4 separate regions of the Homo sapiens genome follow, and regions 1, 2 and 4 are each linked to region 3. A link is a contact called in ENCODE Hi-C or POLR2A ChIA-PET data. All regions are on one chromosome and are shown on one strand. The core of a region is the stretch at or near the end of the contact, and the rest is flanking DNA. Distances in the headings are between cores, read along the strand shown. Region 1 overlaps LOC107985365 (a long non-coding RNA gene). Region 2 overlaps LOC107985365 (a long non-coding RNA gene). Region 3 has its middle 20 kb from the start of TARBP1. Region 4 overlaps LOC107985365 (a long non-coding RNA gene).

What was found. A loop is a pair of places that touch in the nucleus more often than their neighbours do. ChIA-PET counts read pairs that join two places held with the same protein, here RNA polymerase II (POLR2A). Pooled maps may share reads with other maps.
Region 1: a loop to region 3 is called in a map of PC-9, with 6 times the contacts of the local background. The contact joins two enhancer-like sites. A Hi-C loop is called at or near these places in 13 of 168 maps with a recorded cell type or tissue (CD4-positive, alpha-beta T cell, Caco-2, Calu3 and 8 more), 6 of 37 single-sample maps with no recorded cell type and 21 of 50 pooled maps. POLR2A ChIA-PET finds 5 or more read pairs at or near these places in 3 of 52 experiments (GM12878, HepG2 and PC-9).
Region 2: a loop to region 3 is called in a map of GM12878, with 9 times the contacts of the local background. The contact joins two enhancer-like sites. A Hi-C loop is called at or near these places in 11 of 168 maps with a recorded cell type or tissue (CD14-positive monocyte, GM12878, GM13976 and 7 more), 35 of 37 single-sample maps with no recorded cell type and 21 of 50 pooled maps. POLR2A ChIA-PET finds 5 or more read pairs at or near these places in 8 of 52 experiments (OCI-LY7, PC-9, activated B cell and 4 more).
Region 4: a map of transverse colon shows a loop between it and region 3 (3-fold over the local background). The contact joins two enhancer-like sites. A Hi-C loop is called at or near these places in 5 of 168 maps with a recorded cell type or tissue (Calu3, MCF 10A, kidney and 2 more) and 1 of 50 pooled maps. POLR2A ChIA-PET finds 5 or more read pairs at or near these places in 3 of 52 experiments (PC-9, activated CD4-positive, alpha-beta T cell and activated naive CD4-positive, alpha-beta T cell).

The regions. Positions count from the first base shown.
Region 1 is chr1:234,864,910-234,867,707 of GRCh38, forward strand. The region is part of intron 2 of LOC107985365 (a long non-coding RNA gene); the gene reads right to left. Among named protein-coding and RNA genes, the nearest start is that of LINC02971, 91 kb to the right of the region's middle. Within about 2 kb of position 1,427, at least 13 of the 41 ENCODE cell types and tissues checked have a DNase peak (open chromatin) inside an H3K27ac peak, as active enhancers do; they include PC-9, gastrocnemius medialis, heart left ventricle and 1 more, where a contact is called at or near this core.
Region 2 is chr1:234,842,997-234,845,928 of GRCh38, forward strand. All of the region lies in intron 2 of LOC107985365 (a long non-coding RNA gene), which reads right to left. Among named protein-coding and RNA genes, the nearest start is that of LINC02961, 84 kb to the left of the region's middle. RefSeq lists an enhancer at 48-167. Within about 2 kb of position 1,660, at least 15 of the 41 ENCODE cell types and tissues checked have a DNase peak (open chromatin) inside an H3K27ac peak, as active enhancers do; they include CD14-positive monocyte, GM12878 and endothelial cell of umbilical vein, where a contact is called at or near this core.
Region 3 is chr1:234,497,568-234,500,610 of GRCh38, forward strand. No RefSeq gene overlaps it. Among named protein-coding and RNA genes, the nearest start is that of TARBP1, 20 kb to the left of the region's middle. RefSeq lists enhancers at 1,556-1,850, 1,845-1,894, 1,935-1,984, 2,395-2,484. Within about 2 kb of position 1,689, at least 35 of the 41 ENCODE cell types and tissues checked have a DNase peak (open chromatin) inside an H3K27ac peak, as active enhancers do; they include CD14-positive monocyte, GM12878, PC-9 and 5 more, where a contact is called at or near this core.
Region 4 is chr1:234,822,323-234,825,106 of GRCh38, forward strand. The region is part of intron 2 of LOC107985365 (a long non-coding RNA gene); the gene reads right to left. Among named protein-coding and RNA genes, the nearest start is that of LINC02961, 64 kb to the left of the region's middle. Within about 2 kb of position 1,534, at least 2 of the 41 ENCODE cell types and tissues checked have a DNase peak (open chromatin) inside an H3K27ac peak, as active enhancers do; they include transverse colon, where a contact is called at or near this core.

The DNA of each region.
Region 1 (2,798 bases), core at 177-2,676, 370 kb after region 3:
TTCCACCCTGGGCAACAAGAGTGAAACTCGTTTCAAAAATAAAATAAAATAAAAAGAAAGAAACAAACAAACAAACACACACACACACACACACACACACACACACAGCACAACCTCTGCCCCACGTCTCTCTGAGCAGCGTGATGGAGGATGCAAGACCAAGTCCCCCTCAGTCACCAAACAATTCAGTGCCTGCTCCATGCCAGGCTCACTATACCCTCCTAACAGTCTTTCTAGCATGGTGGGACTCTGCTGTTTCTGATGGACAAAATATATCAGCCCCATCTTCTCTGGTTTGAAACCCTGGAACTCATGGCCCCTCATAAGTGACTGTGAGACCAGGCTCTGTGTGTCAAGCTGAACTCTCATAGCTGATGGAATGAGCACAGGAGTGAAGCCCCAGGAGGAGGAGGAGGTGAGTAGCTGCAGGCCAGGGCTCAGGCAGCCCGTGGGCTAATGTGTGCCCTCCTGCTGATCTGCTGCATGGCTTTACCAGGCTTAGAAAAAAGCATCCAAGGTTCCTTCAGTGATCCAGATAGTAGAAACACCAGGTCTCAAATGCCTCAGTGCAGCTGCATGTCGCCAGAAGCAGTACTGGGAGGCTCGGTGGATAGGACTCAACATTAGCTGGAAACACAGGCAAGTCAGACTGAGAATCCAGACTGAGTCAGAAGTCCCTGTGTCCTTGCCATGGGTGTATCAGTTATCAGTGGCTGTGTAACAAATTAGCCCAAAACTTAGCACTCAAAATGTGAGCATTTCTTATGTCATAGTCTTTGTGGGTCAGGAATCTGGGAGTGACTTCACTGGATGGTTCTGGCACAGGCTATAGTTCGGATGTCAGCCAAGGCTACTGTCACCTGAAGGCATGACTGGGGTTGGAAGATCTGCTTCTGAGATGTCCCCATGGTCACACAGCCTACAAGTCAATGCTGACTGTTGGGGACCATTAGCCCTCGCTGCATGGGCCTGTTTGTATGGTTTCTTCAATGTCCTCATGAGGTGGCGCTAGCATCCCCCAGAGTAAGTGTTCCAAGAGAACAAGGAGGGAAGCACCGTTTCTTCTTCTTATTATTATTTTTTTCTTTTTTTGAGATGGAGTTTCGCTCTTTTGCCCAGGCTGGAGTGAAGTGGCATGATCTTGCCTCACTGCAACCTCTGTCATCCAGGTTCAAGCAATTCTCCTGCCTCACCCTCCCGAGTAGCCGGACTTATAGGCACTCACCACCACGCCTGGCTAATTTTCATAGTTTTAGTAGAGACAGGGTTTCACCATGTTGGCCAGGCTGGTCTCAAACTGCTAACCTCAAGTGTTCCACACGCCTCGGCCTCCCAAAGTGCTGGAATAAGGTGTGAGTCACCTCACCCAGCCAGAAGCACCACTTCTTCTATAACCCAGCCTCAGAGGTCATAGTCGGTCATCTCTAGAATATCCTATTGGTCACACAGTCAGCCCTATTCAGCGTGGGAAGAGACTACACAAGAGCATGGGTGTCAGCAGGCAAGACTATCTGAGTTCATCTCAGAGGTTGCCTGCCACAATGGCGAGTTCTATCAGGAGGACGTCCCTGAGCTACAGCTGACGTTTGTGTCACCAAAAACCATGGGGCGTCTACACATCTGCACTTCCATATCTCTATGGGTTTGTTTTTTTAACTGCACCATTATCACGTGTGTGTCAAGGGACACATCGGCCTGTTCAGCAGAGGGGCGGAGACTTCTGACTCATTCAGGAATAATGGGGCCAATGCTCGATTCTGCAATAGAGCAAGTAACACCACAAAGAGGGGATAAAAGGCACATCCAGCCCGTCCTCACCTGCATCCTCAGCGGAGGGCCTGTTGAGGTGCTTGTGCTTAATACAGAGATGGTGGCCAATTGTCAGAGGGGAAGGACAATTTAGGGTGCAATGCTGGTTACTTTTACACATATTGTCTTCAACACAATCCCTGGATCTCTGTCAAGGCACAGGGAGCATTGAAAGAAATAGCAAGAGGCTGGGCGGGGTGGCTCACGCCTGTAATCCCAACACTTTGGGAGGCCGAGGTGGGTGGATCACCTGAGGTCAGGAGTTCGAGACCAGCCTGGCCAACATGGTGAAACCCTGTCTCTACTAAAAATACAAAAATTAGCAGGGTGTGGTGGCAGACGCCTGTAGTCCCAGCTACTTGGGAGGCTGAGACAGGAGAATTGCTTGAACCCAGTAGGCTGATGTTCTAGTGAGCCAAGATCGCTCCACTGCACTCCAGCCTGGGTGACAGAGTGAGACTCCGTCTTACAAAAAAAAAAAAAAAAAAAATAGCATGAGTGAAATTTGGAATTGTAACCCTGAAGGAAGAATAAGAATTGAGTGGGGAAAGACATTGTATTTGGTAGCGGGTTGTGAGCTATTATACTTGGGGCACAGCTGTCATACTTGCCCCCTTCCTTCATCAGATGGGGTTGGAGGCTGGACGAGATGAGGTCAGCAACACGAAGACAGGAAGAGAGACCTCAGTGTGGCGGTGGCTAATCTCGAGGTCACATCAAAGTCAGCCTACACCAGCAAGACAGGAGCCCAAAGGCAGAGTAGAGAGTCAGGCAGCATGGCAGTGAGTTCCTGAGTCACGGCCACCATGGAAAACCATATGCCACCAGGGAGAATCTCTGCATGTTCCCAGGACCCATTCCTGCCAGGGAGAGAGAGGGCTTGGCTCCCAGAAGTTATGTAGGTAGAACTTCGAGCCAGAGCCTGCTATTTTTGGGATCCACTGCCCTCGGCTGAACATAAACAACTGGAAGAGCCGAGGAAGCACCAG
Region 2 (2,932 bases), core at 410-2,909, 350 kb after region 3:
CAGGGCTGTCTATGCGCTCACACAGGAAGCCCCGAGAAACATGCCACCCGTGGCAGCCAGCTGGGCTTTCCGCAGAGCCAGGGTTCTGTCCCACTTGTGAGCTGCTTATCTCATCCTCCACCCACACCCCAGGGAGGCAGTGAAGGGCTTTCAGGCAGGAGCAGCCTCATAAGCACTATAATAATGTCAGTTGACTTGAGTTGACTAATATCATGACAGCGTGTTGCAGTCTTCAGAGAAAGATACTAAAATGGTTGTGCTATTACGGATCTCAGAGCATTAAGGAAAGTTGACCAGCTTTCACTGGGCTGAACCAAGGGGTGAAGCAGTCAGAGACAAGGCTGGGACTTTCCTGTTTCTGTAAAACATACTTCTTTCCATTCAAAAAGTTTTGGACAGGCAATATGCAAAAAGACAACTGCTGAATGATTCCACTTGTATGAGGCACCTAGAGGAGTCAAAGTCACAGAGACAGAAAGTAGAATGGTGGGTGCCAGGGACTAGGGGGAGGGGAATGAGAAGTTCGTGTTTAATGGGTACAGTTTCAGTTTGGAAAGATGCAAAGGCTTCCGGGATGATGGTGATGTTTGCACCATAATGTGAATGTACTTAATGAATGCCACCAAATGGTACGCTTAAAAATGCTTCAAATAGGCCAGGTGCAGTGGCTCATGCCTGTAATCCCAGCACTTTGGGAGGCTGATGTGGGCGGTTCACCTGAGATCAGAAGTTTGAGACCAGACTAACCAACATGGAGAAACCCCATCTCTACCAAAAATGCAAAATTAGCTGGGCATGATGGTGCACGCCTGTAATCCCCGCTACTCAGGAGGCTGAGGCAGGAGAATCGCTTGAACCCAGGAGGCAGAGGTTGTGGTGAGCCAAGATCGTGCCATTGCACTCCAGCCTGGGCAACAGAGCAAGACTCTGTCTACAAAAAAAAAAAAAAAGCTTCAAACGGTAAATTTTATGTTGTGTATATTTTACCACAATTAAAATGTATGGAAATATTTATTCTGATTCTTCAGTTAGATCATTTGTGGGTTAAATATGCCCCATGTAGCATTTCTTTCTGTAAATATACTGCCCCATCCCCCACATGGTATTAGACTGAGATTCCTAAGGGTAGAAACTATTTATCATTCATCTTTTTAGCCCCACTCCACCCAGTACAAAGCTCTATATAACATACCACTGGATAAATGTTATTTAAAGAAAAAAATGGATGAACAAGTGAACTCAGAATTCCCATACCGTTGCACCACGTTTTTTTCTAAACATGTGTTCACAGAATAGTAGCAGCAACAATGAGCATTATGAATGCCCTGTATTCAGAGTAAATAAGACTGTCAATCCAAAAGAAAAAGAAATAGTTAAGTGCATATATCTAGCCATATTGAAAGTTTCCTACCCTAAGTCCCCAGACAGCCCTCACTTGACTCTCATGAGTAGTAGGAGTGATAAACGAATGAATAAATGAATGACTTTTCTTCCTGGTCCACAGGCTTAGATTTTCCCAGTCTGGATATCAAGGGCATTCCATGCAGTGAGACTTTAAAGTCTCTAGAGAGGGACAGGAACCACCTGAAGTTGTTTCAGCTTAGACGTCCCTTTCCTTAGTAGCTCCTTCCTCCAGGGTGAGGCAGGAAGTGATCGCCAGCTGCCTCCCTGTTGACCAGGCTATGAAACCTTTTACAGTCACTTGGCTTCACTTCTGTGCTGTTTTTTTGGGTGAAGACTTTCTCATTTTCTGGTAAAGCAGATATTTAAGGGGCAGGAAACTCAACATCAAAAGACCGGAACAGAAGAGAGAAATCCTTGCATTATTCGGAACCAGCGAGTATGTATGGTGCAGGCAACTGAAACACCCTCTCTCTCTGCCTTTTTTTTTTTTTTTTTTGCATTGAACACTCTCAGTGTCTTCAAATTCCTAAGATTTTTTTCTTAACATCTCACATTTTATTAAATAAATCCAACCGCTGTGTATCACCGTCATTCTTAGCAAAGAATACATTAGCTATTTTCTTTGCAAAACAAAACCTAACTCTCATCTAAATAAAATCTACATGCAAAAGTAAGTGATATTTTCTGATCAGTACAATAGAATTGCCGTAAGTTTGGTCAAGGCTCTTGGCCTGCTTTCTAAAGATGTCCCTAGTATCTAGAGAGATCTCAAAATCTGTAATCATCGTGGGAAAACTTTTTCTGTGTTCAGAAATTCAGGATGACAAGAACTATCATTTTGGCAATATCTTAGAGGAGAATCTGAAAAGCTTCTGGCCACAGAAACGCCTAAATATGCTGTAGAAAAATAATAAGTGTGGTGTTAAAAGCACAGCTGAAATGAGTGAAGGAAATCCCAGAGACTGAGTATAAAGAAGGTCTGAGCACAAGAAAAAGTGCTGACACTTGGCTGCCTGAGCAGTGGGAGATCCGCTGAGGGAAAACAAGGTCACCTCAAGTTTCATAACCACAGACCACACTTCACATGGGTTTGGAGCTTAAGTTTACTCACCTGTATGGTCTAGGAAAGCTACGTCAATTAATTAACATAAAAGGAGTCCCAATATCACAAGAGCACTTGCCAAAACAAATAAAAAACTTCTCTATAGAAACCAATCTTCAACCTCTGCCACACAAGATTCCCATAGTGAGCACATTCTTTTAAATAGAAGCTCACAATCGAAAATTACAAAATGCGTTTAGAGACATGAGCAAGAGTGCACTACAAACAAGAATAAACAGACACAACGGGCGGCACAGGTAATGAGTCCCCAGAACCCCCAGAACATCAGCTAATAGAACTATCAGAAGGAGGATATGAATTGTTGTTAACATAACTGAAATGTAAAAGGAGAAATCAAAATTTTGAGAAAATAAATTTAAAAGACCAGGCATATTTGAAAAAGTACCATATGTTACCTCTAGAAAT
Region 3 (3,043 bases), core at 439-2,938:
GGTGCAGAGCCCCTATAGGATCAAAATTAGATAACCCTGAAGGGTGGGTGGGTGGGTTCTAGACCTTTTCCTATAAAGGGCTAGATTGTAAATGTTTTTGGTTTTGCAAGCCATATGGTTTTTGTACAGATACTCAACTGTCAGTGAACATGCAAGTAATCTTAGACAATATGTGAAGGGTGAATGCTGCTGTGTGCCAATAAACTTTATTTACAAACACAGGTGGCCAGCTGGATCTGGCTCACTGGTTGTAGTTTGCCAACCCTGCTCTAAACAATGCATAATTTTCCATTGAAGCATACATTTTACCCTACAGATGCAACAATAAGATGTTGTTACGGGCTGAATTGTGGCTCCCCAAAATTCCTTTGTTAAAGTCCTAACCCCTAGTACCTCTGAATGTAACTGTAGTTGGACATAGGGACATTAAAAGGGTGATTAAGGTAAAATGAGGTCATGTTGGTGGGTCCTAACCCAATATGACCGATGTCCTTATAAGAAGAGAAAATTAGGACTGGGCACAGTGGCTCATTCCTGTAATCTCAGCACTTTGGGAGGCTGAGGCAGAAGGATCACTTGAGCTCAGGAGTTTGAGACCAGCCTGGGCAACATAGTGAGACCCCCATCTCAAAAAAAAAAAAAAAAAAAAGAAGAAGGAGAAGAAGAAGAAACAATGAAGAAAAGAGAAGGCAACTAGGACACAGATAGGCACAGAGGGAAGACCATGTGGTAACACAGAGAGAAGACGACCATCTATAAGCCAAGGAGAGGGGCCTCAGAAGAAACCAACCCTGCCAACACATTGGCCTTGGATCTTCAGCATCCACAACCGTGAGGCAATATAATAGCCCTAGCAAACGAATGCAGATGTCTTCCAGTTTTAAAAAGACAGCTACATAATCTTGGGTCAAGTGAACAGGATGCTATTTTTCCTTAAAATTGTTTTATTAGATGCAATATTTGCAAGATACATTTCAAAGGTGGAGATAGGAGGAAGGTTTTGATGTCAAACAAGTTTAGAAACTATAGCAAACTGTAGTTCCTTCTTAGAAATCCACTACATTCTCAGTATGTGTCATGCTCCTGAGATATCCTGCAATCAGGTCTGTTTAACCTTTGCGTAACCCTGACTTTCCCAAACTTTGAATGCCTTTTCAAAAAGAGATACAATTCTGATTAATAACACCATCATTCTTGGAACACACTTTGGAAACACTAGTATGAACAAAATATGAGGCAAATATTCTAAGGATATAAAGATGCCTGTGGACTGAGCCTTGAGAACTGTGGGATTCACAAGGCTGGAAGGGAATACACGCGTTCCAGGTAGGGGCGAAGGGAAGACTCCTGTGGCCCGTCATGTGGCGTCATGATGTGGAAAGCAAGGCACAGAGGGGCCACACTGCCCAGAGCCGAGTGCTTATGTTGCTGTGTGATAGGAAGGCTGGTCCTGAAGGAAGGATCAGTGCCCCCTTGTCAAAGAGAACCTGAGGCTTTCAGTATCCAGTTGTAGAATAAGGAGTGGAATTCGGAACATCTGGCCCTCGGTGTCTTCCTTTGGGGGCCCTGGTGATCACTTCCAGCAGAACTTTATCGCCCGCAATGGGTTCCTTCTATGAGGTCTGTCAATGGGGTAAAAGCCCGGATGGTGCGCCCAATGTCAGCCCGAAGCCACCAGATGGCGCGCGGAACCCGCAATGCACGTGCGCCAGCCTCGCGTTTGTCCCCGCACTGGCCCCAGGCCTTGGGAAATGTGTCTTTCCCCAGCCTTTTTACACTTTAGGAAGCTCTTCTTTAGAGAAGCATGTGAAACACCCCCCTGCACAACTGTGCTCCTCCTGCCCTTCCCCTCCTGGGGACACATCAGCAGCCCTTCCCTGGTTTGAAGAGTTTCCAAGCCGAGGAGTCTCTTGCATGTTTGTTCTACTGGAACTCGAAGCAGGAAGCACTGAGCTTCCATTTTGTAACCCACGATCCTGGTGAAGACAATCGTTAGGGAAAAAACATCTTAAGGATTGTGTGTTAGGGCAACCTCATTTCTGGCGTGAAAACAAGCCCCGCAAACACCCTGTTGTTACTCTGGTGTTCTGACTGCAAACACGGGGGGATGTAAGATTTTTACCTAATCCCAAACCTCGGCCCTGAAGAGTTAATGATGTTACTCATGCCACTGGGGCACAAAAGAAAGACTTGCATGTTCGGGTGGTTATGGCTTGCCCAGAGCGGTGGAATGAGCCATAAGGCTGAAGGCCAAGGGACTCGGGCCACCCATGCAGTGAAATAATCCCCCAGAAATGCGGTGCCGGGAGTGGAAATGAAAGTAAAGAGAACAGTCATTCCAGGGCATTGGCTAAACCTGACTAAACCTGACTGATCATCAAGCCTAAAGTTCTCTCGACTCCCAAAACTGCAAATCTCAGATTTTGGGAGGTACTGCGTAGAAACCAGGAAATGACAGAAATCAAGCAGTTGGAACACTGTTCTTGTCCAACTCTGGGTCTTAAGCTCTGTTCTCATTTTCAGTTCCAAAAGCAATGAATAATTAATAAGGTAGTTTTTGAATGGAAAGCACATTTCAATGGATGAGTGATGATTTCCGAAGGGCCTCTGACAGTTTCTGTTTATTTCCTTCCTTCTTTCTCTTTTTGAAATAAAACCGTGGAAGTGAAGACTGAAGCAATATTCAAATATACAACAGCCTGCATGTTTGACCCATCAGAAACTTGCACCAATAATGAAAAGCAGGATCTAATATCTACCTTGGCACCTGCTGTATGCCTCACACTCTGTTCCGTGTTTTTATGGAAGTGATGTCTCATTTAATCCTCACAGTCATGGCTTGGTAGTTGGCACTGGCCCAGGTTTTTAGATGAGGACTCTAGGCTCCTATGAGGTTAAGCAGCTCACCCAAAGTCACACAACTAGTAAACTTGAGAACTAGGAATTGGAACTAGGTATATCTGATTTCAAAGCCTCAGTTCCTCTTCCTTTGCCCATGCATTTCACAGACTCATGGGACCTCATGGAGTTAGAAGGGATCTGG
Region 4 (2,784 bases), core at 284-2,783, 320 kb after region 3:
CTAAAAGTGAAAGGCACAGATCAGAACAGCAACAAAGATGCTGCCCTTGAAGACTCAATCCTGTTAAATTCACCCCAAGCAGTGCCTCGTTTAAATGGGCTGCCACTTACCAGGGTTTGTAAAACCAAGTTCAGAAAGAACCAGAATGGAAATGCCCCCTCGGATCCTGAATTTCTTCCTTTCCCGCTCAGGGGTTTAAAGAGGCCCGACACTGACAGAGCTTTCGAAGCCTTTCCTGCTCTCTGGGACTCACCTGAGTTTAGTCACGTTTCTGTTGGCGTAAGGAAAAGCATTTTGCAACCACATCCACCCAATGATAGGATGGGAGGCCTCTCCACATAGTGAGGGTGGACCCTGTGTTTGCTGCAAAGGCTGTGCCACTGTCCACGTGGGATGCTGTAAAAGGGACTTCCACCTGGGTGGGCGGTGACATCAGCAGACCCCTAGGGTCTTTTCCAACTCAAAGCTTCTTTAATCATATGGTTTCAAGGCCAGGCACGGTGGCTCACACCCGTAATCCCAGCACTTTGGGAGGTCGAGGTCAAGAGTTCGAGACCAGCCTGGTCAACATGGTGAAACCCTGTCTCTACTAAAAATACAAAAATTAGCTGAGTGTGGTGGCTTGCACCTGTAGTCCCAGCTACTCGGGAGGCTGAGGCAAGAGAATTGCTTGAACTTGGGGGGCAGAGGTTGCAGTGAGCCTAGATCATGCCACTGCACTCCAGCCTGGGCTACAGAGACAGACTCCATCTCAAAAACAAAAACAAAAACAAAAAAAAAATCCTATGGTTTCAGGTAATGGGACTCTGGAAAGAATGGTGGCAGGACATAGGCTCTGAACCTGCAAGAAAGAATGATGGCTTGAGAAACAGAATTGATTTGATGTTGGGGGCCATCCTTACTAACAGGTCCCCCATGAGCAAGCTAATCCAATTCACGAGACAGAAGCTGGTCATTTGGATAGCTAAAAAAAAAAAAACCATCAACCATGACCCAGTTTCAGTGACAGTGCACAGTAATGGCCTCAATTAGGCGGAAATTGCTGGCGCTCCTGTTCTGCTTCTCCATGCTCATCCTCCTGAGCACTTTGCACCTTGATGGCGATGTGCGGTTGGTACACAATGTGTGTGAAAGGCGCTGGCATAAAAGTGGTTTTATGGCTGTAGCTTGGGTTTGTAAGCAGAGCAAACAGAAAAAAAACTCAGGAATAAAAGGGGCAATAAAATAATTACATAACGCTTTGAACTCACACTAAATACCACCTTTATTTCAAAGCTCTCAATGTGTTTTACAGGCAAGTTTAGAACTGTAGTCGAATCCCCTTTTATCACAGAGGAAACTGAGTCACTGTGCAGCGAGGGCTGGAGGGCATACAGGGTTTGTTACAAGGGAGGACTCTCGGAGACACCCCCAATAGAAGCCCTTCAGGGAGCGGGCCAGCGGGAGAGCACCCCCGACCACACCTTTGTTCTGCATTTATATGTACAGATTCTTATCCCTACGTATAAATTCTACCCACACATCCCGAGCCATGTCTGAGCCCCTTGACTCTGGCATTAACAATAGGAATAACAACACTTACCAGTTTTGATGCCTACCATACATCAGGCACTGCTTCCCCTACACCTCACTACCATCTGTGAGGTTGCTGTTATTATCCTCATTGTGTAAATGGAGACAATAAGAGGTTCAATGCTCTGGCCAGGTGACACCCCACACCCTCCAGCCCCAAACACACACACACATACCAGAGGTGGCCTCAGAGCACACACTTTCCTTACCACGGACACCTGCTTCCAAAATTAAAGAACCAGATTAACATTTTTCCAAAGAAGCCAGAAACTTCTATTTATCCCTCCAGTCTTCATTTCAGAATACGGAGAAGACCAGGACAGATTCTGACAGGCTTCCCTTAGAGTTGAAGAAAACAGTTTGGAAGACAAACAGCTAAAAAAAACAAAACCATGAGGTGAGCTGGACAGGCATTCTAAGATCTTAACTGTAAAGAGCTCCATAAAAGTTATAAGAGATTGTTAAATAATGGAGAGAATTCCAGAACTCCAAAAATATTACTATAGAGTGTTCAAATGAGGAAGAAGAATTTTTTTTTTTTTTTTTTTTTTGAGATGGAGTCTTGCTCTGTCACCCAGGCTGGAGTGCAGTGGCGCGATCTCGGCTCACTGCAAGCTCCGCCTCTCGGGTTCATGCCATTCTCCTGCCTCAGCCTCTTGGGTAGCTGGGACTACAGGCACCCGCCACCAAGCCCAGCTAATTTTTTTGTATTTTTAGTAGAGACGGGCTTTCACTGTGTTAGCCAGGATGGTCTCGATCTCCTGACCTCGTGATCCGCCCACCGAAGAATTTTAAAGTATTTATTGTTCTTAGATTTTGTGTGTGTGTGTGTGTGAGTGTATGTGTGCTTACTATTCAAAATTTGAAAACCGTCCCATTGAATGTATTTTAATTGTCTAATATGGGAACAACTCAAGAGTGACAAGATTACATGTCACTGACACAAGAACTACCCACTGTGGATTCTGCGGGACTCAATCACTCCTTCTAGGGCATGGCCACAGACCCCCCTAGCTCCAAGGGAACTCTGGCTAGCTACTCATCAAACCCGCTTCCCTTTCCTCCTGGGCAAGCTGGGCTCTATTTCCCAGGCTATTTGCAGTTGAGCATAGCCATGTGACTGGGTTCCGGCCAATTTTCCCTCTACCAGCGATCTGTAAAACTTCCTGGGCCGGTCATGGTGGCTCACACCTGTAATCCCAGCACTTCGGG